Linked DNA regions of Homo sapiens: all the other regions are linked to region 4. The links are chromatin loops, found by intact Hi-C in ENCODE. Cell type or tissue: endothelial cell of umbilical vein. All regions are shown on one strand. Region 1 overlaps DPYD (dihydropyrimidine dehydrogenase). Region 2 overlaps DPYD (dihydropyrimidine dehydrogenase). Region 3 overlaps DPYD (dihydropyrimidine dehydrogenase). Region 4 overlaps DPYD (dihydropyrimidine dehydrogenase).

Region 1 (8,000 bases), 680 kb after region 4:
AAGAGAGATTCGCATGTATTTATAATTCTATATGTGTAGTAGAACCATATGAAGGAAACTAGTTTCTTTTTCTTTTCTAATGTTACATGAAGTTTTCTATAAAATATATTTGTCAGAATTTTCAAGTTGGCTTTTCACATTTAAAAGCAGAAATGCTTGCCAAAGTCTAACTGAAGATAGATTTACTTATCCCTAATGTACAATATGATTATTTGCACCATAAAAGGCCCAATACTCTTTGAGTGCAAGTTGACTTGAAGAACTATCTAGATTGATTCTGTTAATTTATTTTAATTTTTACTAGGGTTTACATTTCTATTCTCTCTGCATTCTATGGGGATAAAGCTCAAAGTATAAACCTTGAGTGCTTCCAAATCTAATTAGTACATCCTACTCCAAACAGCCTAACAAAGAGTCAATCAAAGGAGTTCTTTGACCTGCTACTTGATTTGAGAGTTCCTAAGCAGTTTTCGTGTGTGGTTCTAGAATACCCAGAATGCTGATTTTGGTAGGAGGCTGTGGATATGTACTGCGGCTACTTGGCAAAGGAGTCAGTAACTCCTCCCCTGACCCCGGAGGGTTCTGTAATGCCTCAAATGGAATCCAGTTAACACGACACAGAGGCCTCTGGGCATCTATTGCCATCCATTCATTCAGCTAAGATGACTGAAATTCCTACCATGTGTCAGCCACTGTTCTAGACACTTGGGATTTATCCATTTAAAAAAGGAACCTACCCTTGTAGAACTTATATTTAAGTAAAAGAGATAAAAATGAACAAACAGTAAAGATAATAAATGATAGTATATTCGGTGATAAGGGCTATGTAAACAGGAAGGGTGGAGAAGGCAAGGGAGCTCAAAAGTATGGAAGTCAGGAGACAGGTTGCATTTTAAAGGTTAGACAGCAGTGAGTATGGACCTTTTAGAGAAAGTCTCATATGAGCAAAATGTGAAGGAAATGAGAAATAAGCCTCGTGGATGTCTGTGAGAAGAGATTTCCAGGCAGAAGGAATAGCGAGTAAAAAAGCCTTAAGGATCAGCCAAGAGTAGGGTGTCTGGAGTAGAGTAGATAGGGGGAGTAATAAGAGACAAAGTCAGGGAGGTAAGTAAGGTAGAGTAGAGGAATAGTGGCCATGCTCATGCTCTAACTTAGTTCCCTTCTAATTCAAGAACCTGTTAGTCACCTTCTATGCACCTCGTGCCTCGCTTGGTCTTCCCAGCTTCCCAGTTCGGTCTGGCATACACTTATTAAGCTTCCATTATATGCCAGGGACTGTGTTAGAAAATGCAAGCACAATCCTACATGAAGCGAGATCACTATACATCTTCAGTACTTCCCATTCCATTTTGGATCACTATGACAAGGTTTGCAGATGTGATATGTACTCAGAAGTGAACTTTCCCTACCTCCTCATGTTTACAGATCTATTAGACGTATGATCCACTCAGCTCACACTTACATTTGGCTTCATGTCATCACACAAAAATTAATTACTTGATTATTGGGAAAAAACAGTATTATAGTGTACCAAATGAGCTGCACTTTCAAAACAAGCCAGAAACATCTTTATTCTCTTAAAACCCACTAAGCTCCTCTTCTTGGCTATGGATAAAATCCCAGAGTTTTTCTGATCACTTCCAGACATTAGAACACCCTCAGATAATAAAGAGTCCAGCCAGGAAACTTGTGGCTCTCCTCTTATTTAAACAATCTCTGCTTTAACCTGCACTAGGCCCTATAGCATCAGTAGAGAAAAGGCCGGATGCTTAGGTCGTCTGTGATTATCTTCTGCCTCCCTCTCCCATCCTTCTTCTCCACTTCTCCATGTCACCTGTGATTCCTCCATTGTGCTGGGAAAGGATGAAGCATATGAGGCTAAAAGATGATTGTGTAGTGCTCTTATGGCATGGTTGTGATATTGATGCAATCAGGGCAGGTGCCAACTCTTTTTCTTAAAGGATACCTCTGTGGGATCTTCAGAGCCTCCCATTCTGTCTCCCTGGTGATACCTTCTGCTCTGCCCATTATGATTTCCTATGCTTCGGCATTTCACCCCTGAAGTCTCTTTCTACTGGGATTACCTCTCCTTGGCAGGGCTTTCAATGTAGTTATATTGCAGCAGCTTTCCAGAGTGTCCCCAAAAAAAACTCCTGTCTCTGTCATCATAAGCAAACACCTCTACTGGCCCTACTATCAGGGAACCCTCACAACCAACCTCTGACATACAGGCCTTTCTCAGCAGTAGTCAGACACCAGCCTCCTTACTTTAACCCTCCACAGCTACCCACCCAAGCACCCAGGGGCATGTCCATGTTCAGGTTGCTAAGACTGGTATCACTACAGTCAGCAAGTGTCCCATAAAGGCAGATTTTTTCCAAGTAGCAAATAGGTAGCCCAGAGTAAAAAAAAAAAAAAATGTCAGTTGCCTCTTTGGGCAAGTACCCCACTCTTGATTGTATTTAGAGTGTCTTCTGTCACTTGGCTTGAGGTAGCGGAAACAGAACATTCTACAGGAGAGAGCAGAGAAAATTACAGCACTTTTTCTGGGCTATCAATACATAATCTTTTCTCCAGTGTCTTCTCTGCCTCTCCTTAGAGCTATGGGTGACAGGGAAAGATCCCAGACCTACAGAGTAAATTTGAATCACATCTCACCAAGTCCTGCCTGATCCACCTTTAGAAAGAAGGAGATTTGCCAACATTCCTTTCATAGTTGGGGCCTCATCTAAGACTGAGAAACATCTTATGACATCCTATTACAATAATGCTGCCTTTGCCTTTAATCTGTTGTTCGTAAACATAAAAAATCTTTTCAGTCTAGAAATATCTGGTAGTGTGGTAATGACGTTTAAAACCAAGGATGTAATGATACTTCAGTTGGTTAAACTCAAGTTTTGTAAAGACAGGTCCAAGATTTTTTAAATCCATGAATAGAACCCAGTCTTGGGGTTTAATACTGTTTCATTTTCTTTTGCATATCTAAACTTATGAGTGTTATTAGGTTTTTCATAATGTTTTGATTTTTCTTTAAAAGATTCATCTTGTGAAGCCATTTTCAGAATACATAAATTTTTTTTTATTTTTATAACTTGTTTCTCAGAAGAACAAAAAACACTTTGCAGTTTTCTAAAAATCCCACTGGCGTGATCCAATTATAATTAGAGAAATCCAGCTACAGCATCAGAAATGAGATGGAAGGAATCTGAGGCACCATGACTGACTTGTTCATCACCGATGAACCGAATCTGGCATCGATCAGAATAGGATCAACAGAATTGTAGAATTCTTAATTTGGAGCTATTATAGGAAATTAATTTACATTTTGGATAAGATTTACTAATCCAAAAACTTAAAAAAGAAATATCCAATTCTGGCAGACTTCTTTTTCGAAAGGACCAAACTCAATGACAAAATTTTAGAATTCCTGAAAAGAGTTAACTGGAATTACCTTGGTGTTTTATTTGATAGGTAATATTTACTACCCACAAGCCTTTGTTATGAGGGTGGAATACATCTACCCAAGTCAGTCATGTGACTGGAATCAGTGAAAGCTCGTCACTGGTGCTGCACAGTAACTCATAAGCAGACAGAAAGCCAGAGGAGAGCTCTTCCTTCTCCAAATCCCTGGAAAATGCATTGCCTTAATTAGCAAACACTATCTTGAGTGACTCCTCTAGAGACTCCCAATTAACTAAGCTTCTAGACTAACATGAATTCTTCTCTCTTATTAGTTCATATTTATGTTTTTTAAATCAACAAAATTTCCCAACACTTTGTCACCCTAGAACCCAACCTTTATGAACATTTTTTGCGAGAAAAATGCAAAAGAATGAAACTAATGCAGTTTATTAAGCAAATAATCTTAAAAGCAGCCCACAACACAACTGCTCACCAGCTCGCAAGCTCACCGGATTATATTTCCTGCTGTTTTCAGTTACTTCTATTTATACTTCTAACCGGATGAACTCACCATGCCCCCTACTGCTTAAGAGCAATACTACCACAGTGTAGCACAACACAGCACATCCTAGTATTCTCCAGAGATTTCCTTCTGGCCATATGGTAGCTTTCAGAATGCTTGTTGAACAACATTGTTTGTCTCCCCTTGGTCACCAATGCCAGGATAAATCTGTGGAGTCATGCTGGCAGAAGAAATGGCCTCCAATCAGCAACAACAAACAAGTTCTTTATTACTGACCCCACCATCTGTCCCTGTTTCCACATGCCATTCTCATATAGAAACAGGTTTCCGCCAGGCCAGGTTCAGTGTGCATCCAGCATCTACCATTAGGTCAGCTTGAATATCCAGATTACAACTGTGCTTATCCTCTTACCTAGCTAACATCCTTTATCCAGAATGGAAAGTGGTTGGTGGACACTGAAAAAAGCCTGTGAAAGCCGTACTGCTGATAAGAGATATGTTTGCTAACGTCTTGGATTAGGGATGTGTACTTAGTGGAGATATCAGCCTCGGTGTGACAAAAGCAAGATGTAAGTATTACTTCCTTTATGTTAAGGTGTGCACCCACCAAGACCACTCTGCTTATAAACAGTGAATATGGAAGGAGTGTTCCCTGGTACTTTAATTATCAGCCCATTTTTACAATTGTGTAGCCAGAGATGTTCCCAAGATGAAGTTGTTTCCTAAAGGCTCATTTCAGAGAGGTAGATCATCCTACATGCTTTGCCATTGTAGTTTCAATATAAATACTTTAGGCCTGCTTGCAGCGCATCTTGAGTGCTCAAAATATCACATTTAGTGACAAGGATAAAAAAGACAGTGCTCTCAAACCAGCAATATTAAAGTAAGTGTGCCAAGAGCACATTATGAAAAAACTGATGGAGATACAGAGCCGACAGAATGTCTGCAGAGAAGCGCAATGAGAGAAATTGTCTTTCCCTGTTAATACCATTATGAGAAAGCTCATGGAAAGTTATTTTATTAAGTGTTTGTGTTATTAAAACCTATTCCCCTGTCTGAAATTTAATGCTACACAATGTACTAAATAGTCAGGTTTCAAGAGAGATGATAAACCTGGAAGAATTACATTACTACCCAAAGTATTGGTCATTGTACAGGGATTTAAAATTTAACAACCACATTAAACACCAAGCCAAATCAATAGTAATATTTTCAGTCTCTCCGAGGCAGATGACTGAATATGCTGAAAGCATTGTGGGGTTGTGTGGCACTGTGTTAGCTGGTCCATGCATCATTGAGGCCCGTGTCTGGTGTAATCAGCTCTGGGAAGACACTGTATTCTTAGCATTCCCGGAAGGCCTGCTGTTCCACAGCAACAAAAGACACAAGCACGGCACAGTACCACAGCACCAGCCGATGAACAATAAACCTGGTTCAGATTGAACTATTTACTTGGCATTTGCTATATCCTTAGGCTCCACTGGAAAAATTAATAGGTGGTCAGCTTTAGCAAATATCACAGTGATGGAATAAGGAGATTTGTTAGCCAACAATTTCTGATTTGTGTCACTTGTAAATATGATGGTTTTAGTTGTCCATTTTAACGATTCTTTCTAGTCGACAAATACCTAGCTGACTACTCTTTACCAGTGTCAAGGATGGCATTGAAAAAAACAAAAAAGATCTAGCTGATTTTGGCTCAGAAGTTCTTTCTTCTTGTCATAAATTTGCGTTCTTGCCTTCTTTAAAGGTGTCATTTAATGGCAGCACCTTATTTTTACTGACAGTGTTTTTGGGGAAGTTCAGACTATTCGTTCGTGATTCATCCAAATACGTGATTCTCCCTTGGATTCCAGCACAATTTGTGACCTTCTAATACTGAAGCACTAAATATCATTCCTGCTTTGATGGCAGGAAGTTTCCAGGGAAAAACCTAGGTGGGTAGGAATTGAGAATTCCATGAGAGAGATACTAAGATACCCCAGTCTGGCATGGGAAAAAAAATCTCATTACGTGTCCAAAAGGAAAAACACACACATGTGTATACATGACTGGATTCGCGAGGCAGTCCACACAGTGTAGGAGAGTGCCACTGAATCCCAGTGCTAAACATGAGACATGCCTCTCATTTTCTCGTCTTTAAAACAGGAATAATAACAGTACTGACCTCATAGGGTGATTGCGAAGACTATATGGAAAAAAGAAACATGTTTAGCACAAAGCATAGCACAATGAGTGCTCAGGATTTTATTTGTGTAATGATTCCTAGCATTTTTAAAGCTTAGAGTTTTATGAATGGAGACTCTGATTTAGGATCATGCTGGATTTCCAACCTTTAAAATTATGCAAGTCATTCTTGTGTGGAAGCAGAAAGTGAATAAATGGATTGGCATCAAACAACATCAGACTGGCAACAGGGAGGCCTAAATTTCAGTCTTAACGTTATATTGACTCAGCTCGCTACTTCTGGGAATGATAGTAACTCCTCGGGCCTTGGTTTCCTCATTTGAACTGAGGGAACTGGACTCTATCAAAGTCCTTTCTGATTTAAAGAACGGTGATCCTGGCTGTGTTCTTCCTTGCATGCAGAAAATGGCCATAGTCCATTGTAGAGGAATTTTGAAAAATAACAGAAACACTCTCTCAGCCTAGTATTTCCACTATTAGTCCATCATTTTTTAACAAGGTCCATCATTAAAAATCCTGTCTAGACATCTGCTTTTAAAAGACAGCTATCAATCAATCAATTTAGCTATTGAGTACCCATGTGGGGTGAGTATAGAGGATAGAAAACAAGAAATCCTGTTCTACCATAAAACCTTGAAATCTACTTGGAAAGAAAAAAGACACTATTTTTTAAAAATTAATATTTAGTAAGGGTCAAATGAGGAACACAGGCAACAACTATTCCACTCATGTTCCTACATGTCTTTTAAAGTAGTTTACCAATTTAAAACATTAAAGGTAATAAAATTTTTAAAATTTAAGACACAGCAGAAATTATTTAGAAAGCAAGAAGTGCTTGTATGGGAAACAAAAGATAAGCTATATTATTAAAACAGGACATCATGTTTTGCTGTAAACTTATTGGTAGCCAAGAAACTAAAGAAATTCATGAGTTTTATAGCTCTCATGGTCTGATAAAAGGGGATGTCTAGGTTTGTCTTAAGAGACAACACTTTGCTCCTGGCAGTAAATATTGGGAAAATTTTGTTACATGGATCCATATTTAATGAACACTTAATAATTTACTGTACAATGCCTATAGCCGGGGTTTTGTGAAAAATACAAAAGTGTCTTTCAAATACCTATACCATATCAATTTTTAGTGAAAGCTAAGGATTAGCTAAATCAACTCAAAAGAAGTATGCTCGAGTGAACCTAAGCTAATAAAATCTAAGAACGTTGCTTCTTGGTGACCAAACTTAATGCTTAGGGAAACTCAGAAAAATGGTGGATTAAGCTGTCTTTTAGGCTGATTTTTTAAAATATCAATTATCTCCAAAACACTTTTTAAATAAAAAAAATATATATATATAAGACCCCACCTGGAAAGAGTAACCCACTAGGTACTGTTCACCTTTGCGTAAATTATTTTATCAGATCTTTTTCTATTTAAACTCCCAACACTGAGGTACTTTCAAATCCATACCTTGGTTTCACTGAGAGGAGGTTAAGTGTCAAAGGCAACGTTAACTTACTTCATCATTATGCCGAGGGCTACTAATAAGAAGCAACATCTCACGTGGCCCTGCAGAGCTGCGCTGAACCTTTAAAAGTATGTAGTAAAAATTCTCTGCTAACTGGGCCACCACCAACTTCAGAAAGTCGTGTCAAAATAGAACATTCAAATAGTGAAAATCTACTGATATTTTAAGATTTAACCAAATGGTCACCCTCTTTAAGGAAGCCTTTGTTGACACGTTTCCTCCTCTTCCTCCCCAAACTTGGTAAAATGGCATAAATGTTAATTCAATTCATTTAATTCTTATCACAACTGCAAGAAATCATGACTATTATTACCATCCTGTCACGTATGAGGAAAGTAGCATACAAAGGTGGTATATAATTTGCC
Region 2 (8,000 bases), 630 kb after region 4:
AGTCTTGCTCAGTAAGTATCTTGTAGTCTCTCCTTCCTCTTAAGGTTTTGTGTTCAGTTCACATTCTCAGTATAGCTCCCAATTATGTGAAACACCAACCCTGTATGATAAAGAGTCTAGAAGTGGGTGGGAAAGAGGAAGTTTTCTTAGCCTTGGGACCTACCATGTTCTTCTACAGTTAAAAGATCCCAAGTCTACATTCTGATCACTCCACTCCTTGTCTGAGTCTACTGTATACAAATTGTGCCATGTTTGAGGATTGAGATAACTCATAGCTTTTGTATCTTCTTCCTGGAAACATCAGGGATGATTTAGATTATACTTTACTGTTCATCCCTTGCAGTGTATTTCTAGATTCATTTTAGCAGCAGGATTTTACAATAATCATGAAAATCCCATAAAGTACATGACATTATGTGATTTTCAAAATCTGATTTCTTATGTTCACATGGTGAACTATTTTAAGACTATAGTAAAGTATACCCATAAGCATATACTACAAAAAAATAGAATCTCAGAGTGAGCAAAGAGGATTAAGTAAAGCATCAGTTGACTTTTATAGTCAAAAGAAAAAAAATACCCCTGTGGAGGAAATGATAATGATGTTCCTTATAATTGTTGTGAGAAAAAAACACCACCAACTCTAAGAAGGTTATAACAGGCCTAATTAATGTTCAAATTGTTCCTCCTGAGAAACAGATTTTTTTAATCTGATGTAAATGGGCTTCCTAGAAAATGTTCTTGTTCATATTTAGTAGTTATTCTATACTCTTTTCTACATTGTACTAACATGCAGCACTTCAGAATAGAAAATGAAGGGGTTTTTGTTTCTGCTTTTTGGTTTTGGCTTGTTACTATTCTTACTCATACTGTACAAGTAAGAAGGTAAATTGAAAACATTGACAATTTTTGTCTAAAAGTGTGGATTTTTTCAAAACCAGAGCTATATTTCAGTTGAAGATAACTTGATTAAATTTTTAAAAACGTATGCATTTGGTCCATGCAATAGTTGTAGGAAAGTATTTGTAGTTATATTAAAAGTTTTTCCTCTGTTAATGTCTATATCTAGGTCATATTCTATTGTATGGCCAGGAATTCTGGTGCCACCACTTTCTAACCATGGGGCCTGGAGCAAGTCATTTAACTTTCCTAAGACTCACTTTCCTCACCTGTAAAATGGGGCTGAAAATTAAACCTATCTTTTAGGGTTATCTTGAGGACTAAAGAAGATAATATATTTAAAAGTGCTAACAAAGTGCCTGGCCCCTAAGAAGAGCCCGCATCATGTTAGATATTGCATTGTTTTATTCTCATCGCATAATCATTCAGCCAATTTTGACAGAAATCTCATACACAGAAATCAGTCTGTCCTATTCTGAAATGTAAAATAACTGTATCTCCTTAAAACATAATTATTTTCATTCTTTAAAAAAATAAAATGCAGGCCAAGCATGGTGGTCCATGCCTGTAATCCCAGCATTTGTGGGAGGCCAGGTGGGCGGATTGCTTGAGCTCAGGAGTTTGAGCAATATGGCAAAACCTCATCTCTATAAGAATAAATAAAAAAATAAATAAATAAATACCAAAAACAATTACCCAAGCATGGTGGTGTGTGCCTGTAGTCCTAGCTACTTGGGAAGCTGAGGTGAGAGGATTGCTTGAGCTCAGGAGGTTGAGGCTACACTGAGCTATGATTGTGCCACTGCACTCCAGCCTGGGTGACAGAGCAAGACTCTGTCTCAAAAATAAAAGTAAAAAGCAAAATGCAAAACCCTATAACCTATAACCCCAGCTCGCCTCTTCCTCTTACAGGAGCCAAACTTCTTAGAAATGTGACCTGGCTGCATATCTTTAGTTCATCATCCCTCATCCATTCCTCAACCTACCAAAAAAACCGGCATCTACTCCATTGCAGATCTCTCCTATAAAGGCAAATGTTATCCGGTATATTGCCGAGTGTTACATCCAGTCATCGCTTCCAGCTCTGATATTCCTGACCTTTCTGCAGCGCCTGACTTAACTCTCTTGGATCTCTTCTGCTCGGTGTCCCTCACGATCATCTTCCTTAGCCTTCCTTTTAAGTGCTAGCATTCCCAGAATTTCACACCTGGCATTTTTTTAGGTACACATCATGGAATCACTACCACTGCTTGCTGAGAACTCCTAGGCATATATATATATATATATATATATATATATATATATATATATATATATATATATACACATACATATACACATACATATATATACACACACACACATATATATATATATATATATATATATGAGAGTTCTGTCTCTCTCTCTCTCTCTCTCTCTCTCTCTCTCTCTCTCTCCTTATCCCATTCCCCATTCTGGAACCTCCTAGTATGTTTTCAATAAATTCTCTCAACCAACCTAGCAACAATGAGGTATCAGGTAGCATGCTAGGCACGAGGCTTACAATAAAATGTATTTAATCAAAGACCCAAAAGGCTTTAAGAGTCTTTGAAATAGAATCTTATTATTCTGTTTTCAGGCATTTCCTTCATTTTCTTTTTCATTCATGCATGACATGATTTTTCTTTGTTGGCTGCCATTGCCAGACACCCTGATATACTAGGTATTCAACATCTGGGAAAACAGGATAGAAATGAGTTTTTCTTTGCTCAGTTTTGTTTTAATGGTTGTTTCATTGTTTGAAGTTGAAATATAAATTGGGAAGTATGTTGAATTCATGTTGTAAATTTTGAATTTGATGTAATGTTGGGCCATGTTGGTGAAGAGGTTCTACAGGAAGTTGTAAATGACTCTCTGGAGTCTACATGTGATATCAAAATTGGAGGGATATCTTTGGAAATAAGCAACCTAGAAGCAGTATCTAAATCCACATTCTTCAAGCTTTAACTCAAATCCCAGCCACACTCACAGAATCCCCAGGGTTTTTTTAGTGGAAGAACTTTAATTTCTCTGATTCAAACTTCCTTAACTCCAGAATTTTTTATTTTAGTTCTCTTTTCTTTTTAATCTTTTGTAATAGTCCATTCTCATGCTGCTAATAAAGATATACCTGAGGCCGGGCACAGTGGGTCACGCCTGTAATCCCAGCACTTTGGGAGGCTGAGGCGGGTGGATCACAAAGTCAAGAGATTGAGGCCATCCTAGCCAGCATGGTGAAACCCCGTTCCTACTAAAAATACAAAAATTAGCTGGACATGGTGGTGTGTCCCTGTAGTCCCAGCTACTCGAGAGGCAGAGGCAGGAGAATTGCTTGAACCCGGGAGGTGGAGGTCACAGTGAGCCGAGATCGCGCTGCTGCACTCCAGCCTGGTGACAGGGTGAGACTCCAAAAATAAATAAATAAATAAATAAATAAAAAGATATACCTGAGACTGGGTAATTTATAAAGGAAAGAGGTTTGATTGACTCACAGTTCAACATTTCTGGGGGAGGCCTCGGGAAACTTACAATCATGGCAGAAGGGGAAGCAGGCATATCCTTCATCACATGGTGGTAGGAAGGAGAAGTGCAAAGGAAAAGGGGAAAAGCCCCTTATAAAACCATCAGATTGTGTGAGAGCTCACTCATCATCACGAGAACAGCATGGAGATAACCATCCCCATGATTCAGTTACCCCCACCAGGTCCCTCCTACTGCACGTGGGGATTATGGGAACTACAATTCAAGATGAGATTTGTGTGGGGACACAGCCAAACCATATCATCATTATTCATTCATCTTATATTTGTGGAGAGCAGACTAACAGACAAACAGTGTCCTAGTCACTGCAGATAATATAGTGACCAAAATAAATGCAGTTCTTCCCTTCTGAAACTTTGGTCTAATTGGGAAGTGAGTTGTCAACTAAATAATAATGCAATAATTAGAAGTTAAAAATGTCTGATTAAAAGAAGGCCATAACCTATTCTGGGCTCCTGGAAGCCTCCTTGAAGAAGGGACATTTACCATGAGCCTGAGGAATGGTTGGTAGTTAGCCATGTGTGGAAAAGAAAGGCCTTCTAGCCAGTGAGAAGGTCTTGTGAAAAGATCCTAAGGCAAAGAAAGACTATGGCATTTTTTTTGAGGAAGAAAGGAAAGACCTGGGTAACTGGATCATAGTTGACAACAAGGAGAACAATAGCAGATGAGGAGGGAGACAGAGGCAGGGGTAAGTGATGGTTGAGTTAACGTAATAAACAGCACTCCAACCTCAGTTTGACCACTTTCAGACGTGAGAACTGCCTGCAGGCAGCACATCCCAATAGAGTGACAATGAGAATTTAAATGTCCTTTATTATGTTGTGCCAAATTCGACTCCTTAAGCCTGACATATAATAAACTGTAGCTATTTAAACTATACAACTTAATAAGTTTTGGAACATGTATATACCTGTGACACCATTACCATTGCAAGTTTATGAAAAATGTTCATTGTCCCTGGAAATTTCCTTGTGTTCTTTGCAGTCCATTCCTCCCCACCACCCCCATCTCCAGACGGCTACTGATCCATCATGCCTCAAACAGTGCCTGGCACATAAAATAAATATTTGTTGACTCAAAGAAAAGTGAATTTGTTTGGAGAATTATCTCTTGGTTTGACACTTGGTTGACTGCTCTGTCTTTTCTAGGTATGCAGTGCCATTCAGAATCAGGATTTCACTGTGATCGAAGACTACTGCACTGGCCTCAAAGCCCTGCTTTATCTGAAAAGCATTGAAGAACTACAAGACTGGGATGGACAGAGTCCAGCTACTGTGAGTCACCAGAAAGGGAAACCAGTTCCACGTATAGCTGAACTCATGGACAAGGTATGTGCTTAAATCTCCTGTGTTATTCTTGAGAACTCAGCCTTGGTTTCTATTTCAGATCTTATTTACCATCTCACATTCTCACTAACAAAGGAAACACAGTGCCTCCTGGATGTGATTTCTTCAGTGGACTCTTTCTGAAGGAGACTTGATTACAGCCATATGATGGGTCTGTGAGTTACCTTTTTATAAACCAATACAACACAAGATTATATAAAAGGAAAAGACCGATGTTTGCAGTGTAAAGTGCCTCCAAATTCTTGCTTACTGTGGTGATGACTGGCATTCTTCCCAGTGGGAGTCTGGAGATTTCTTTATGCTTTCTGGAAATTATAACATTACCTTTCTATTTTCAAGACAATCAAATCACTGTAGTCTTGAATAATATAAGGAAGTTTTTAAAATTAAAATCTAATCAGTATCTTTTGTAACTGCTTCTGCTGTGTGGTTAAACCCGGTCTCAAACGGTTATGGTCCCAGCTTTCTCACTAACTGCTATTTTCCAAGAAATATACACTACATTTACGTTTTCTATAATACAGTGATTTTAGCAACACTGCTAAAACAACATTCAGCATTTTGCCTTTGTATTTCCTTTGTATTATTCTAAATAGATAACCATTGTCAGAAGACATTTCTTGAGCCCTCAATGAGGGGAGGAAAAAATTATAATTCTTAGTCTTTTCAGCTTGTCACTACATCAATAATTAACTTTAAAAAAAAGAGAGGCAGTATAAAAAGATTCTTTAAGGAAGCATTTAATAATTCAAATGAATCTTAACTTGAAGCAGGTCACATGAAAAAGAATGGAAAACAAAAGCCCTGGGTACTCTGCCTTGGATGACTGGGTTAGGGACTCAGAAAGAATAAGAGAAACATCATATAATTGACTTATATTTGGCTAGTTTTAGTAGAAAATATCACTGTCCCTCTCCTAATAGATAGCCAAAAAAAACCCTTCTTCAAGAGTAATGTGTATGGTTGCAAGTCCAGTAATGAAAAAAGAAAAGGAGGAAAGAAATAAAATCTTACAATGTGGGTTCCAGGAAAATGTCATGATGAATGACTCCATGAGTGGCAATCAAACAGAAAGACTGTGACATTAATATTTATAATATTGTAATTAGCAAGATAATGCCTAAGCAGCATTATTAGTGTAACTAATCATATTATCATAAACTGACTCTGCAGTATTTAGACAGTGAGTGTTCTTGCCTTTATCAATGACTATCAATATCCTAAGGTTGCTTATAACTAAAAAAAATTCACAAATGACTTTACAATCATTCGATGTAAATATCTCAAGGAAATTGTCTCTGACATGATAGTTTATGACCATCTATAAAATCATTGTCTCAAATTTGGGTGGTTGCCATGTGAGCGGAAATGGAAGTAGCTGCATTGCACTGTCATGTTTTGTCTTTAAAGGATTTTCACACTCGTTTCAAAACTTACATATTCAAATAAAAGATGGGTAATGATGAAGACAACTTGTGTCAATGACATAAATGGAAACTGATTTGGTAATAGTTTGAATCAAGATTCAGACTTTATTTTGTTAAGCTCAGCTTTCATCAAAATCGTAAGTGTAATTTTCAGCATTATCATTCGTTTAAAAAAAGGAAGATTTTTCTATGTGATTATATTAGTGATTCATTTCTCAACACTAACTTGAGGAATAAGCAGATGGTCTGGTAATAGATTTGTGCTTCTGGATTCTCCTGTGCAGGCTGACATGACTAAAACAATAGGTGATTATCCCTTTAGATTTATATCCCCAGTAGTGAATCAAAGTACTCTGGATCTAGGGTACAGGTGATTTCCTAATCGTTCTTTTTTTTGGTCCTATAATTTTTTTATTTTTCTTTTTATTATGTTTATATTTTTTATTATACTTTAAGTTCTAGGGTACATGTGCATCATTCTCAGCAAACTAATCATTCTTTCTTAATGTTGCTGCTGCTTTTGTGTGTGTGTGTGTTTGTATGTACGTGTGTATGTGTGTGTATGTGTGTGTGTGTCTTTGCATATAACTCACATTGTCCTATCATTAGCCAAAGAATAGTATGCTGGTCCTCACAGTGTCCGCATACTATAGGAAGATGAGAGAAAATGTAGACCCTTTGTAGAAAGACACTCTAGAAGTATCTGGCTTCTTTACACAGGAAAATTTTGTTTGGAAAGTACAATGGCTACTCTGATATTCACTCATAGGTCAGGCTAGAATAAACCAGAATAGATATTTAGAAGAAACCCATTACAGTGCAGTGTTTGACAATGGAGAGAAAATGAGACTTGGGCTATGGAAACAAGGATTTGGCCAAGTATGTCATGTTATCTTTCAAGTAATTAGCATATTAATATACTTTCCTTATGCTTACCTTACTTATTAACTGATCAAACTGCCTAACCAGCATTTCTTCAGGTGGCTGTTGAAGGGCAGGTAGTTGGGTGTTAGTACACTTACTGTGCAAGCCATTAAAATCTGTGCCTGCAAGAAGAGCAAATTCCTGAGAAGAACAGTCATCAGCTTTGGCACAACACAGAGCTGTTGATGTCAAACTCTTGGTGCTTAAAAACCATGCAGCATGCTTGTGAGAAATGTAGGTTCCCAGGCCCCACTAGCATTGATCCTGAGTCAGTGGGTAAGAGGTGTGTTGAGAATCTGCATTTTAACATCATAATTCTCATGGAGGGATCCAAAAATCTGCATTGCCAAAAGGGACAAAAAAGAGAATAGCAATAGAACAGTGAGAGATTGAGAAGTCAGCAATGAGCAGAACACAAGCTTCTCTTGATGGAGAAAGTAAACAATAAATAATTTTGAGCTGAAAAAGAAGTGAAATAAAAGAGGCAGGAGAGGAATGCCAGAGAAGCATCACATTAGGTTCCAAATGGCCAGAGGTTGGAAATACCCAATGAAGAAACTGCATGTAGGACAGCAGTTATTAGCAAATAGTAAGACTGCTGGATTTATGTGAAGCTTCCTTGTTAGCTAGACAACTTGGGCAAGTTACTTAATCTCTGTAAACCTTTTTATAAAACTGTACAATGAAAATAATTACAATACAGTTCCATAATCCCTCATTAACAATTCTGAAATCCAAAACATACTGAAACCAAATGGTTTTACATAATTCATTCAGCAGAAAACCTGGCCTGAACTGATGTGAGACTTGCTATAATCTTTATTCCTCTCAGAGAACATCA
Region 3 (8,000 bases), 580 kb after region 4:
GTATTTGATCATGATGCTTTACACCTTTTATATATTGCTGAATTTATTTAATACAGATATTTGAGTCTATGGATATTGGTCTATAATTTTATTTTCCTTTAGTTTATTTGTCAGGTTTCAATATCAAGATTATACTGGCTTTATAAAATGAGTTGAGATTGGCTCATTCTTCCTCTATCTTCTACAAGAGTTTGTGTAAGATCGGTATTATTCCTTCCTTTAGTTTAATAGAATTTACCAGCGAAGCCATCTGGGCTTGCAGTTTGCTTTGTGAAAATGTTTTTTATTATGAATTCAACTTGTGCAATAGTTATGGATCTATTTTTAATTTTGACTTTCTGTTTTTTGTTGTCTCAATTTTGGTTAGTTGTGTTTTGCATGGAATTTGTGCATTTCACTTCAACTGTTGAGTTTATTGTATGACATTGCTCATATTGTTCTATTATTATCCTTTTATATTTTTAGAAACTGTAGTGATGGCATTTTTAAAGCATTTACTATGTGCTTGTCACTGTGCTGCCTGCTTTACATAGATTATTCTATTTTATTCTATTTGGTTCTGTATTAGATACATTAGAAATTCATGCCTACTCAGTGGCTATACAAATCACTACTAGTTTTTATCATCCATTTGGTTGAGGCACATCCTCAGCTTGTAGTCCAAAGCCCTGAAACATCAGGGGTCTCAGGGGCCACACAGATATGCACAGCTTGAAACTAGCTTCCCATTTTTGGCAAGTAGCTGACTTGTGGTATGTTAAGAGAGGTTGCCAGATTGCTCCATATCCTCATGCTCTAGGGTAGTATTACAGTTCCTTTAGGTAATACTTTAGGAGATCTTGTCTGAAATAATGTAGTCTTAAGTTCTTTTTCCTTTCCTAGTTTTTTGATCATATGCTCTTTTTAATACATGCTACAGATTCCTGCACTATTTATGATGTTTGTTAAAAGTATAGATGCATCTGTGAAAATGATAATTCACATTACTGGCAATAGTTACTGAATGGTTGAATGGAGTGGAACACTTGTTCTCTTCCATTATATAAGCTCTCTATATTATGAAAAAGTGGATCATATTATTCTAGTTGTAGTTCTTATCCCTTCTGTTTGATAAAAATCCTAATATTACTTTTCATCAGACTAGAAAGAACTTTATGATCTCTAGAAAGGCTGCAGACAGGGACATGTATAAAGAGTACAGATTCTCTTTAGTGTCCCCTGAGAAATATTTTTATTGGCAGTAAATAGCAATATTTATTAATTTATTAATAATTAACAATTGCTATTAAAATAGGAATATTATTTTTATTAACAATAAATAGCTTTGAACTTCCCTTACTTGATATTTTGTTTAAATTTAAACCTGTTTATTCTTATACTAGGTCAATATTTTTTAATGCATTTTAAAAAGTAAAATGCCATATAGAAATTGATATTGGTAGCTGCGAGAGCTGGGGGTAGGCTGTTTTCCTGCCTACGAGGCAACATCCCTACACTATGTAATGCACTGTATACCATTTCCCAACCTGAGAGGCTACTTTAGTTTTGCTGTTAACGTGTTTTATAAATATGATTTGTTCATTACTATATCTGAAATTTTTCTCACCTTGTTCCCAAACTCTGCCACAGTTTGAAATATCCTAATTTTTAGCCCCAGACCTACCCACTTATCTTTCAAGAGCCCAACTGAAGTAAGTCCTGCATCTTCCTCAAAGCCTTCCTAGACCACCTCAGATTTCCTGGCTCTCCTTGTCTTCTAAGTTTCAGCAGTGTCTGTTGTCTGACCCACAAAATTGGGCATGTGAACATGGGTTGTCCATGTTTTTTATCTCATTGACCCAGCCTTATAAGCTTGCTGAGAAGAGACATCTCTTCTGCTGCCTTTGAGCAACAGCCATGGTGCTGGGTACAAGAAATAATTTTGACTGAAAATGATTTTTCATTTTTTACCCTATTGAAATTTAGGAAGAAATGTTATTGTCAACTAATTGATAGAGCAACTAAACAGTAGGATCTCTCTTTTTCAAAGTGCCTGGTCAGTTTTAGAGTGAGCATTGATTCAGAGGGTTCAGATAAGGGCCCAGGTAGAGATGTCCTTGTCCACACCACATCTTTGAGAGTTGTACAGGCCAAAGAAGAGAACAAAACGCCATCAACTGCTGTACAGCCTGTGTTTCAGTAGACTCTGAGGGACACAGCCTTATCACAGAGCATAGAGATTAACACATGTAATTCTTTGTAAAGTGAAAGAGAATGTGTTGCTGAGAGTGAAAGGAATGGTTTTACAGTACAGCAAGTGCTGCCATGGACACCCTGGCCATAGAACCACCCACAGAGTAAACAGAGCACAGGATTTCAGAGAGAAAAGAAATTGTGATTTTCCAAAGGAAGAAGTAATAGGATCCTAATGGATGTGGAACCTCTTTTTTATTTTTCTGTATGTTCTCAGAATAATGCCCACTTGTTATCCTGGATTCTCCCAAGAGTAAAATGAAACTCCGGTCATCGGCATTATCATTGTCATTATAATCTTCCTCCTTCTCCTACTCAAATAATCATTTTTGAAAACACATAGAATGGTGAGATTTTTATGCTGTGTAACATTTGCTCTGGACATCCTTAAGCAAAATCACATGAGAAATATTACTTCAAGTCCACTAAGTCTGTCATAGGTGAGAATAATTTCTTGGCTGGGGAAATATGTCTTTTTTAAATAGTTCTTCTATTTATACTTATAGGTAAACCTTTAAAATTGTAGGCAAAAAGCATTGCCAGAAGCTCTTATTTGGAGAGATTGAGGCATGTGTTAATCTGGAAATAAAGAAAAGTCCTCACATTCAAACCCGGCAGTGAATTTTATGGTGATATTGCAGACTAATTGTCTTATTGTTGTAATGCATTATCTAACCACACGGCCCTGCCTTTCTTACATGCACATACTATTTAATTCCTTGAGCCTGAATTTCCATGTCTGTAAAATGGAGATAATGTATATGTGACTTGTAATGATGTCGTGAGGATATAAATAACGAGTGAATAATTTAGCAGAGCAACTGGTACTTAATAGGTTCTCAAGTTATTTCAGTCTAACCATAAAAATAATATTGCCACTGGCTTTGAATTCTAATTTTATTTTTTCATATGAAGTGGACACCAGCTTAAAAATTATAAAGGCTTCAAATAGTTTTACCACTCGCAACCAAGACACACTGTATAATCCCACATCAATGGATCTTAGTAGTATAAGGAACTGAATAGCAAGGAAGAAACTGAGTTAGAACTCTGGTCTATTTTAAATGATAAATACTAGCTGCGATGTAAAACCATTTGTGCGTTTCCTCAATAACTCTACTTTGAAAGTGCACACCATTTTTAAAGTAAAAGTACATTTAAGGTTGATAGTAAGAAAAATTTACTACTTGTTCCTGCATCAAGGTTTTAGAGCAAATAATACAATGAAGGTATTATACATATTCGTAGATATATATGATTATAGTTCACACCAGCCTATCACATAAATCAACTTGTAAAACTCTCCTTTCTTGTTTCCAAAGAGAGTACATATGATACGGCATCTACCATGGAAACTAAACCAACTTGGAAATAGCAATAATGTCCTTAATTCAGTAATTCTTTTTCTTTTAGCTGTGTTTTTCCTCTGGGTAAACCTCTCTGCGCACTGGATTTCTTTCTAAATCTGAATGTCCTCTCTGGCCATATTGAAGAATGTGCTCACTGTACTGTTTCATTAAACTGCTGTGTTGTCGGGTAATTGTTTAAACATAATGCCATAGCACTATCAAAAGGAAAGGTGAACTAATGGCATTTGCAAATGTCAGGGATTATCTTAACACTTTTATTATAGTTTATAAAAAGTAGGTTCAGGGCATTTCATGGCAATTATTTCTACAGAAATTGGTTATTTAAATAAATTGCTAATTATCTGAAGATGACAGTATTGAAAATGCTACTAATGAGTTGTTTAATAAGTGTAGCTTGTGGTGGCCACCTACAGGTTGAAAATAGAAAGAACATACATATAGACTAATTATGCCTAGTAAATGCCATATATTTTTCTCTCTAGTGACAAATTTAAAGACATTTAGCTCTTCATGCCATCTTTTGAGTCTTGGACAGTATAGTGAGTTTCTAAGCTCCTCATAAATTTGGTTTTGGTTCTAAAACAAATTTCACTTTGCTTCTGTAATTGTCTTTGTCCTATTATTCTTGGACATAATTATCTTTAGTTATAGCTAGTATGATTTTATAATTTATCATCTGAACTGGGATACTTTTAGACCAAAGGAAGATAGCTATTGTTACATTATGTAATTACAAATAAATACAGGTATAATAAACTGGGACTCTCTTGGGCAAACTGGGCTATATGGTTACTCTAGTTATACAATTACTAGCTATTCTACTTCTAATTTAATTTTTATCCAACAATTAATATAATGTCTATTTTTCTATAATGTTGATTTTTATGGTTTTATCATACCTGGATAATATATCTTTATTAATTATAACAATTATTATTATTAACTCTTCTTTCTAAAGCTTAATTTATATCCAGACACTTAAAATCAGGAAGCAGCATAGCATTGTGGTTAAGAGCATGGTGTTGGGAGTCAGGTAGGCCTGGATTCAAATACTGGACCCATACTTTCTAACAGAGTGATCTTGAGGATGTGGCATTTATCCCTGCTGAATCTCAGTTTACACATCTATAAAAATAGAGACAGAAATATCTATTTCATAGTAATGTGACCAGCACAATGTATGCAAAAATAAATAGGAAACTATCTGTCAATTAGAAAGCACTCAAAAGAGGAGCATTTATATTTAACATATTTAATCTTAAAAGTTAACTCATACTTGCTTCTTTTCTAAGTTAATCACTGGTATCTGTTGGAAAACTATAGAGCATATAAAATTGCTCTTAAACTACCAAGAATAAGTTATAGTATCCCCAGATTTTGAATTGGAAGAGAAAAACTAATCCAATATTTCCTGTAGTACAGAGAAGTCTTTCTGTTGCATCTTGCTGTCAAGTAGCCATCAAGATTCAAGGAATAGGGAAGTTCCATTGTAGCTGCTTTCATTGCTGAATTTACAATAAATTAATTATAAAAATAAGAATAATAAAACCAATCGTGTATGCTGAATTGTTCGTTCCAATTTGCTACATAGGATAAGCCCTTTTTTTCATGATTATCCTTCAAATATTTGATGACCATTTATAGGATTTCTTTTAATCACTATATAGATATATATGATATGTGTGTGAGAAAGACAGATCAAGAGAGATCATCCTATTCACTCTGTTGTGTTTGTAGATCTTTTATCTAAAATATTGGACACAGAACCAAACATGTTCTTTGTAATGTACAGAGGATAGAATCACTGTATGTATCACTCATATATAAAAATGTCACATCATATATACTGATGATGCTTATTCTCGTAAGGTGAATTTTAGGAACATTATAAAAATAGATATTTTTACTACAGAAGTAAATTATAACACCATTTTATCAAAAAGAATCCAACAATAAAAAGTATATATATATAAACTTGAAAGGTCTTCAATCCCTTTACTGCAGGACTCACCCCCTTTCCCAGAGATGATACCTGTGAACAGTATGAAATTCAACATTATATGCATTTACATGCACACATACTAAATGTAATCACATACTTTTTTGCCAACAATGGGAGCATACCATATATATTGCTCTGCTACTTGTGATTAACTCTTAACATTATAAATTAGAGCTATTTGCGTGTCAATTTTAAAGGTTTTCTGGAATATCATATCTTGGTGAACTATAATTTATTTAATAGAGTAACTACTCATGATCCTTTAGATTGTTTTCTACGGTTTTTCTATAGAAAGTAATACTTCCAGGAACATTGTTGTATATGTAACTTTGTGTCTAAGCACTAATGGAACAGATTCTTCAAAAAAGACTTAGAAGATATATATATATATATATATATATATATATATATATATATATATATACACACGCACACACACGTTGCAAATTACACTTAAAAATCTAATAAAGATTTATTCACACAGATACACACATTTACTACCATAGACTCAAGCTATGAATATTCATAATTTTGAAGCCAATGAAATAATATATGGGTTACAAAAGGAACCCCAAATGTTATATCTAGGAATGAATATTAACAACCCTTAAAAATTAAGTGTTTATCCTTATATGTGTTATAGCTGAATGTTTATTTTTCTGATCAATTTTCTCTGGCTTTGACACTAATATTAGCTTATACACATTATAAGCTAGGCACTGTGCCAAGTCTTTCCCATGAGTTGTATCATCTAATACATCCAAACTCCCTGGAATATTATTAGTATTAATGTCCTTGTTTTTTAATTAGGGAAAACCAATGTTTTAGGAAGTTGAGGAGCTTGCTCAAAGCTACAATTGTATAAAGCAAATGGTTTGAGACTTACACCTAATTGGTTGGACTTCCTCTGTGTTCTCATAGCATCAGTCTGTACTGATACTAGTTTTCTTAGGCAAAAATAATCCAGAGATGGTTCTTTTGGTAATTGCTGCATTGTCACTTCTCAATAATAACTGAAAATGGGAACTTTCATGTCGCAGAGACTTTATTTTTAATGTATTACATCCTTTTTAAACTACGTGACACTGGATAAGTTATTTATTCAGCTTGAGCTTCTCTTCCTTTATGTACAAAATAGAGAGGACAGCACCTAGCTTCAGAGTTACAAGGGTTAAAGTACACAGTGTACATGAAGCCCCTGCCTCAGTGTCTGCACGTGGAAATCACTCTATGAATGAGTGATCCTACTCATTCCAGTAACAGTAGCTGACACTTTCAGAAAGGAGAATGGCCCTCTTTGGTGAATGTTATTAATTCTCTTGGTAAAAATAAATGCCTGACACATGCTAGGTACTGAGTTATTTAATATGAATCCACTAGGAACATATTGAATGCATTATGAAGCAGAAAAACATAGCTATGAAGATAGGAAGACTTGGAGAAAACATAAAAAATTCAACTAAAATTAAAACATTTTCAGAAGAAATTTTTAGCTTTTCTGAAAAAACTAAAATAACATCAAATAATCAACTTTATTTTTTCCATTTCTTCTCTTTAAATTACACATCTCTACATATAACCCTAGATCCTTTTAGTACTTCAGTTTCTGATTGAATTATGCAAATATTCTCAGAGGACCCTAATCCATGTGTAAAGATGTTATTTTTAAATAGGTGTGTCCCATGTATTTATTAGTATATTAACTTCATTAACATTGTACACTTAATTTTAGTAAAGCATAAATTTGTTGGTGGTTCATTTATATGTAGGTTATAAAAATCAATCTCTCACCTCCTAAATCCTTGAAATTCTTGATTTACTAATTTTTTTTCTTCTGGATGGTGTTAAAACTGTTAACAATTAGACAGTCAAGGTTCAATTTCTAATGAATTTGTTATCCACTTAATTCATTATATTTTAATTAATGTAAGCAAATTAAAACTACATTTTCTTTTTGCATACACAGTGAGCACGAATGAGTATTATAACCCAATTTCTGTTTTATTGCCAGCTAGAGCTATTATCAGGGAGTTTATTGTGGACTTAGTTCTAACAATTAATTGTGTAACAGTCGCTGTCCTAGAGGAGTCAAATGATTAGGGGGAGAAAGACAAACAGAATTAAACTCAATTATTCAAAATTCCAGTTATTTAGCATATGTTCCACACTCTCTTGCTCATTAAAAATTCCTTTTTTCTTCAAGGATTTAGTCATGCGAAGTACATCTCTGCCTCCTTTTCACCAATAAACTTGAGTTCAGATATTGTAATTAAAATCCATGGACATTTTGCTTCTCAAAAAAAAAAAATCTTAAATATATTGATGTCAGCCTTTTGAGGCTTTTTTTCCTTTGGGGTCAAAGTAATCTTCATCAACATTATGACACTGCTAAATGA
Region 4 (8,000 bases):
CAGAGTAAGACTAGACTGAAATATAATGTGCCTAAGAAGAAAAGGACAGGGGAATGGAATTCCTGGCCGTTTTTCTGTGGCTCTTAGAGACATCTAGACCAATGCTGCCCAGACCTTTCTGTGATGAGAGAAATGTTCTCCATCTGTGCCATTTAGTGTGAGAGCCCTCAGCCACATATGGCCACTGAGTACCTGAAATGCGATGAGTGTAACTGAAGAACCGAATGTTTAATTTTACTTAATTTTTATTAATTTAAATTTAAATACTTATATGTGGTTAGTGGCTGTGGTTTGTTCTGTGCTGCCCTAAAGGGAAGTTTTTGTGTTGCTAATATGACACTTGACTGCCTCTCACTTAACAGAGTTCTCAACAATGGAGAGGCCAGAGTGAAGCTAAACCATGTTCACACACATCACACATAGATACACTTACTTTCTTAGAAAACTAATAGTAAAAGGTAGATCCATAACCTGGTAATAGATGTAAAACCAAAACTAAAAAGTATAATTTGATATAGAGGAGACAAGGTAGCTCTTATTTTATAAAGACATAATTTATACCTAGAAAGCCCAACAGAATTAACAACAAAACCTCCCTAAGAATTTGACATCTTTTAATGTGATTGTATTCAAAATGAAGATGGAAATTCTTAAGTTCTTCTGCGTGTTATTTAAAACAAATAGTGTCTGTAATTGATAATAGATACTATAAAGATCTGATGAAGTTATTATATGATGAAGTACCCCAAGTAGTTCAGGACATGTTCAATCACCCAGTAAATGGTATAAAAGGTTTTTTTTGTTTGTTTGTTTACTTGTTTGTTTTTGCTGTTTGGACAAAAAAAAAAAAAAAAAAAAAAAGACTTTGTAGTCTCACTTCACATGGCCCAAAGGAAATTTCATGCATTTTTAAAGAGCTAAGGGAAATAAATGAAACAGTCAAAGTCCAGTGGAATATAGAAGTGACTTTTGAGATTGAGATGGGGGAAGAGATGATACGCTAACAAGTAGGTGAAGAAATCACTAAGCTTTGATTCCAATAATAAAAAAAAAAGCTTCCGTCATTTGCAAGAAAATGGATCAACCTAGAAAATGTTAATGTTAAGTGAAATAAGCTAATCACAGAAGGGCAAACACTGCATGATCTCACTTTTATGTGGAATTTAAAGACGTTCATCTCATAGAAGTAGAGAGTAGAATAGTGGTTACCAGAAGCTTGGGAGAGTAGTGTGGAGTGGAAATGGGGAGAGGTTGGTGTTCTATAGCACAGTAAGGTGACTATAGTCAACAGTAATATATTGTATACTTTAAAATAACGTGAGAAAATTTGGAGTGTTGTCACAGGAGATGGAGACTATCCTGGCTAACACGGTGAAACCCCGTCTCTACTAAATATGCAAAAAATTAGCCGGGTATGGTGGCGGGGGCCTGTAGTCCCAGCTATTTTGGAGGCTGAGGCAGGAGAATGGCATGAACCGGGGAGGTGGAGCTTGAAGTCAGCAGAGATCACGCCACTGCCCTTCAGCCTGGGTGACAGAGTGAGACTCCGTCTCAAAAAAAACAAAAAACAAAAAACAAAACAAACAAACAAAAAAAGACAAGTGTTTGAGGTAATAGATATGCTAATTACCTTGATTTGATCATTACACAATCTAATATGTATTGAAACATCACACTGTATCCAATAAATATGTGCAACTATTATGTGCCAATTAAAAACAAACTTATTTTAAAAAACTTATGCAAATGGGGACAATCACAAAATTAAAAGACATCAATGTACTATATTGCCATATGTATGACAGATTTTAAAAATTGGGAACTCAGTAGATAATTGGCAAACTATGATTAAGTAACCCTTGGAAATATTCAACTCTAATGGCAAACAAAAAGTGTAAATTTCACAAAAAATACACCAATCTCTTGCTTATTGCTGCTAATGCAGTTTGGTGGGAAGTTTTTGAGTGCTAGAGATGGAATAGCGAGACAGCCATTCTCACAGATGGCTAGAGATGGAATGGTGAGACAGCCATTCTCACATTCTCAGAGGATTGAAAATTACTGCTGCATTTAAGGAAAGGATTGTGTCACTAAGTATTAAGAGACTTAAAACAAACATACTTTTTTTTGTATTAATTTACCTTCTAGGAATATATTATGCAGAAGCCATAGAAATTATGCATAATATGAATGTGATACTCAAATTATGGAATATAACCCTGAACAAATTTTACAGGAACTAATTGTCTACCATTAAGACAATAGACAAGGCAATTATATGTATATAACATAAATATATATAAATGTATATATTACATATAAATATATATTATTTATATATTCATATTTAGAATTTTACAATATTTATAAATTTATAAAGTATATAAAATCTGTGTATATATACAGATATATAATATATTTATATTTACAGATATATACACAGATTTACATATATTTAAAATAAATCTGTGTGTGTGTATATATATATAGAGAGAGAGAGAGAAACAAAATTGCTTGTAGAATATTATCTCAACTGAATATAAAAAATGCAGAGAAAAAATAGGAATGAAATGTGGCTATTACATCTGGCTGGTTGGCGTAAAGATAATTTTTTGAGGCGTATGCTTTTCCATTCTATATTTTCTGTAATGGGAATATATTATGAATAATTAGAAAAACAGTGAAGGAAAAATGGAGAAAACTAAAAATATGAAATAAATACTGGAATCAATAGTAAGAATCAGATTTGAGACTCCAACTGTAATTTTAGGTAAATTAATTATTTTACTCTTACTTTTTTGTAAAATGGGATTTAAAATCTCCTAGGATTTATATGAGGAACTAGGATATAGAGGAGAGAATGCTTTGTAATTTATGAAAATTAATAAAAATAAGATATAAAATATAATGTTTGTATACATTTTTCCTTTTAATGTTGTATGTGCTTACAAGAATTACATGTGTAATGTATAAATAATGGAATTCAATGGAGAAGTTCACTGCAGTCTTAGCATATAGAATACTAGAAGCTGTATATCTTGTCCAACTTCTACATAGTCTATTGTAGTGCCATGGGTGTGGAAATCTTATACAGCATTTCTGAAAATGATAATCAAAGAAAAAGCATTTTAAGGACAGGAAAAAAGTGCATCATCTCTAGGTCAAATCTCTGGTTTATAGTATGATAATGAATTTAGAGGTAAAATTCTCAACTTCTTTTCATCATATTCTTTCTTTATCTTGGTTGATTCAACTCTGTAATCATGCCAAAGGGATTTGATTTCTTTACTATCATATTCTGTACCTATTTTAGCCCCTGTGATAAATCCTGAACAGTAAAGGGAAGGATGGGGCCACTTTTAACATTGTGTTGTATTTTTTTTTTTTTTTTTTTGAGGTGGAGTTTCAGTCTTGTTGTCCAGGCTGGAGTGCATTGTTGCGGTCTCGGCTCACTGCAACTTCCGCCTCCCAGGTTGAAGAGATTCTCCTGCCTCAGCCTCCCAAGTAGCTGGGATTACAGGCATGTGCCACCATGCCTGGCTAATTTGTGTATTTTTATTAGAGATGGGGCTTCACCATGTTGGTAAGGCTGCTCTCGAACTCCTGACCTCAGGTGATCTGCCCTCCTCGGCCTCCAATGTGTTGTCTTTTTGTCCCTTTTCAGTCTCACAGGCAGTAGAGGGCTATGGGTAATAGATATATGCAATTGGAAGGTACTTGAATTGAATAACTTGAGAAAAGGTGACGTCAGATTCTGAAAAAGAAGAGGTACATATAGAATATACTCATTAATAAAAAAAATAAAAATACTATTGGGAGTTTTTTACAGTGTATTTCTTAATACACATAAAATATAGATTGTTAATAGATTTATGAGTATATCTCTATGGCAAGAATACAAATTATTTTTGGAGTGCCAACATTGCCATTAGGCATTGTTTTATTTGCAGAGCGAAGTCTATTCAGTGAGATCTGTTATATTTACATTAGTACTATAAAGATGAACTACCAGTACAGAATGTCTCTGAAATGTATTCTTTTTCGCTTGGCTTTATCACGTGTTAAGAATTTTGTCACTAGATGGTGATGTTGAGTTGCACAGTTTATCTGTGCTGGCTTTTTTACTGGTGTGTGTATACTATTTGTAGGTGCATCATAAACAGCCATTTATACAGAGTTAAATATAAAAGTATAGCCATGTAAACTTGGAAAGTAGCTTTTAAGAGGTCTAACATTTCTAAATATTATTTGAGTCAAAAGGTTAAAATTGCTTTAATGTCATTGTTTCTTTACCTTCAACTCAAGGACTTTTAGAGGTGGAAGCAATATAAATAGCAATCTAACTTTTTATTGAAAGGCTGAGGTCCGAAAAGAGATACCAAGACATTTAAAAGAGGTAGTTTTTCAGCTTTTCAGGTATGTCCCGTCTGTGTGTATTAGCCTAATGTATGTCTTTAATTTCACTCCTCTGTTAGTATTCAGTAGTACTGGTGTTGACTACCATCTGACCTAAGGGTTGTGTTACTACTGGAACCTAGGTATTATTTTAGCTGTTTATGATTTGGGTTATGTTAATATTGCATCTGTTGCTAAATATAATGGTTGAATTACACTGATACTTTAACTGATACTTCTACATGAACCATGACTCCGAGGAAGCTGTGATTAGTAAACCATGAACCGAGTAATTTTGTTCCTCTGAATAAGATTTAAAGATAATAATATGGCCATTATTCTACTTTATCTTATTCTTAGAGATTTGTGTGTGTGCATGTGTATGCATATTTCTATATGTGGTATGTATTATATAGATATTACATGTGTGTATATGTATGGATATATTTCTCTATAAAATCTCCTCTTTGCAGTCAAGGAAAACTTGCACTGTGACAGCATTTGGAGTTTGGACTTCCCTTGCCTTTCAGGTGTATTCATTAGGATTACAAAGATTTAAGGAAATTTTATGGAATTCTTTTAAAATAGTTAAAAATGGAAGAGTGGAAGGACAAGGCATGCTAAGTATTTGAGATTAGCAAATTGATTAAGTAGTTTACAAAGTAAATATAAAGCTATGAGGGAAAAATCAAAGTGGCATTGAAGAAGAATATAAAATAAATAAAATGAGAAAGTATTAACAAAATACTTCCAGTGAAATTAGCAGGTTGTTTAATAGTATGGAAAGTAAATAATTTTTTAAACATTCTGAAAATGTTATGTAATGATGGAAGTAGTAATACATGATTTAACGTTTGTAACTTTTTTTTAATTTTCAAAGTGTTGAAAAACAAATTCCTTTATAATCAGAAATGCCCATGTATAAGGGTATATTTTAACTACTTGAAAAGTTTGAGCAGTGAGATTGGATTCAGAAGCAATGTTTCAACTCTTTTCTATTTTAATCATTTCTAAAATTCTATCTTAATTATGTTTTTCCAAGTTTTCTATCACTAAATAGATCAGCAGGAACCTCCTGAAAGCCCTACTCCCCAAATCAGCAGAGAAGAGTATTCTCTTGTCTTCTATGCACAGAGAACATGTTATCTTTATCATTTCTATTACAGAAAAACACATATTTCACCATGTCCAGAGCAGGTTCTTTGATTTGGTTTATGCCACCTAACACATGAGGAAGTCAATCAGGATGAGTACTTTCAGATTTTTTTGAAATCAAAAGACAAAAGTGCATGATTACTTTACATAATCATGCACCTGCCCTAATAAATATCATTGAAATACAGGTCAGAAAATATATGTAATTAGTCTTATGTAATTTTTGTAATGTATGTGATTAATTTCGTGTACCTTGAGTAATATGAATGTATGTATATGTCTTTATACACCTATATACACAGGCACACACATGGATACACACATTTGGTAATTTATATAATTAGTTTCATGTACATTTTGTAATATGAATGTGTGTATATGTCTTTATACACATATATACACATGCACACACACGGATACACACATTTGGTATTATCTGTTTGCCATGTAAATTAGGAATATTACTTCCATTCATTCACTTTAGGAGTGAGTGAAAGCAAGATTTGACACTCAGTTTCCAATCTCACTGCTCAAATGGCCCAAATATAATTTAATTGGGGAAATAGAAGAAAACAATTATATTAGCTGTTACCAGTGTTTAGTAAAATCAACCATATGGTCGGCAACAATGCTTCTGGATTATTTATGGATTTGTTATTAACTGTCATTTATAAATACAGAATTCTTTCAATTTAGAATCTTTTCCTTCACTTTAAACTTGAATTAGAATTCAAAGGTGAGAAATATTGATTACATAATTATCAAGTACAAATCTGGTGAAACAGTAGAAAAAATGAAATCAGTTAATAGGCTAACACAATTAATTGTTATTAATTATTTATTTATGAAATACATTATAATACTCATTAATCTAAGCATTGGTTTGTTCCACCTGGTGCCTAGTAGGTACTAGGTGACATTTGTTCAAACATAGTATTTGCAGAAAATATCAAATTAATATTGCAAGTGATAGTTTGATATTTTTGGAAAGATAAAACCAGAAAAGAAATATGTACCATTGATATACAGAATGTATCTGTTTGAAACAACAGCATTGGCAACAGCAACATGAGTAAGAAGCTCTGAGCCAAGCAAGGTCAGGAAAAAACTGCATTTTCCCCTTAGTATCAAAAGATTGTATATTAAGGACTAGGAAAGAAGGGATGCAGCTTTTGTTTTGCTACCAAAGAAAAGTGCAGAGCTAAGTCGTTACTCTAGAATGCTTATCATTTTAGATACAGACTTTGAATGAGCAGCTAATAGCTAAAATTATTTAGGAGATAAAAATTGGTACTGTGAGGATTAGCTTTAATTTTAAGTATCCATAATTGAAGTGCCACATTATGATTTTAATGTTATGATAATCTTGTTAACAAGCTGTTGTGTATATACTATCATATTTTAATGTAGTTGCAAAGCTTAAGTAAACCTTAAAGTAAATTGCTTTTTGAATCAGGCTTTTACAAGTGGAAAATTAGTGGTTTACATGTTTTGAATAAGTATTTTGTAATTATATTTGTCATTTTCTACAACTAAAGAAGACTAATAGAATAGATTTACAGATAATATTGTTTATAAGCACGTTGGCATTTTTTATTACTCGTTCTAATTATTTGGTATATATGTCACAATATACTATAATAAAATAGCTGGCCCTATGTTTTTTTGTAAGTCATCTCTTCTGGAAGATAGACATTGACATTTAGTTATAATATTTCTCATTTCTCATATATCAGCTTGTTCCATTTAGAAGATAATTAATACAATTTCTTATCCAGCATTTCTACAGGTTATTATGATGTGTACTAAATACCTTCCATTGAAGGTATTTGTGTTTATTTTATTTTGGGGAAAAAAGTCTCCCATTCTGACAAGTTGTTTTTAAAAAATGTGTTGCCTCTTTTGAAAATCGAGTAGAAGTAAGGAAACATTTTATTGTAAAAGGCCAGATAGCATGTATTTTTAGCTTTCTGGGCTACATAATTTCTGTCACAACTATTCAATTGTGCTGATGTTGTACAAAGGCATCTGTAGACCATATGTGAATGCATAGGTGTGGCTGTGTTGATGTGGCTGTGTTCCAATAAAATTTTATTTATAAAGACAGGCAGCCATCTGGATTTAGCCCTTGTGTTGTAGTTTGCAGACCCCTGGTTGAGAGCAAACATGACTTAAGTCCATTAGAAGAAATTTCAAATAATGTTTGGAGAAATATATTAAGAATTTGTGATTTTCTCTGATAGATTAATACAAATACTATGAAGTCCTTCCAATTTTATCAATGAACATGACTATATAACATTACTGAGGTGCCCTATCTACTAATTTCTAGGCTGTTCTTTGAAATTGAATAAGTCACATTTCCTGGATTACTCTTTCAAGTAATTAGTGTGATTAGGAATTAAACAGACAATCTAGCTTGTGAAATCACCAATATGCAACAAACATGA

What was found. Hi-C counts contacts between places; a loop is a spot of excess contacts. Peaks named below come from ENCODE experiments on the same cell type or tissue, not always from the same donor. Only the 100,000 strongest peaks of a DNase experiment are listed, where the experiment ranks them.
Region 1: a loop joins it to region 4, with 4 times the contacts of the local background. A loop is called at or near these places in 10 of 110 quality-filtered maps.
Region 2: it touches region 4 in a loop (6-fold over the local background); 7 of 110 quality-filtered maps call a loop at or near these places.
Region 3: it touches region 4 in a loop (21-fold over the local background); 18 of 110 quality-filtered maps call a loop at or near these places.

What each region holds. Positions count from the first base shown.
Region 1 is chr1:97,134,442-97,142,441 of GRCh38, reverse strand. The region is part of intron 20 of DPYD (dihydropyrimidine dehydrogenase); the gene reads left to right. The region is part of intron 1 of DPYD-AS1 (DPYD antisense RNA 1); the gene reads right to left. Among named protein-coding and RNA genes, the nearest start is that of DPYD-AS1, 43 kb to the right of the region's middle. RefSeq lists an enhancer at 4,043-4,172. In endothelial cell of umbilical vein, a CTCF peak has its summit at 4,004 (motif pointing left); a DNase peak (open chromatin) is centred at 4,071; H3K27ac peaks cover 567 bases.
Region 2 is chr1:97,189,859-97,197,858 of GRCh38, reverse strand. DPYD (dihydropyrimidine dehydrogenase) reads left to right here. Exons shown (of 23, transcript NM_000110.4): 20 at 4,611-4,790. The region is part of intron 1 of DPYD-AS1 (DPYD antisense RNA 1); the gene reads right to left. Among named protein-coding and RNA genes, the nearest start is that of DPYD-AS1, 98 kb to the right of the region's middle. In endothelial cell of umbilical vein, no CTCF peak of the experiment used is centred here; a DNase peak (open chromatin) is centred at 4,768; H3K27ac peaks cover 1,416 bases.
Region 3 is chr1:97,240,153-97,248,152 of GRCh38, reverse strand. The region is part of intron 18 of DPYD (dihydropyrimidine dehydrogenase); the gene reads left to right. All of the region lies in intron 1 of DPYD-AS1 (DPYD antisense RNA 1), which reads right to left. Among named protein-coding and RNA genes, the nearest start is that of DPYD-AS1, 150 kb to the right of the region's middle. In endothelial cell of umbilical vein, no CTCF peak of the experiment used is centred here; a DNase peak (open chromatin) is centred at 4,012.
Region 4 is chr1:97,816,726-97,824,725 of GRCh38, reverse strand. All of the region lies in intron 3 of DPYD (dihydropyrimidine dehydrogenase), which reads left to right. Among named protein-coding and RNA genes, the nearest start is that of DPYD-AS2, 24 kb to the right of the region's middle. In endothelial cell of umbilical vein, a CTCF peak has its summit at 4,062 (motif pointing right); a DNase peak (open chromatin) is centred at 4,095.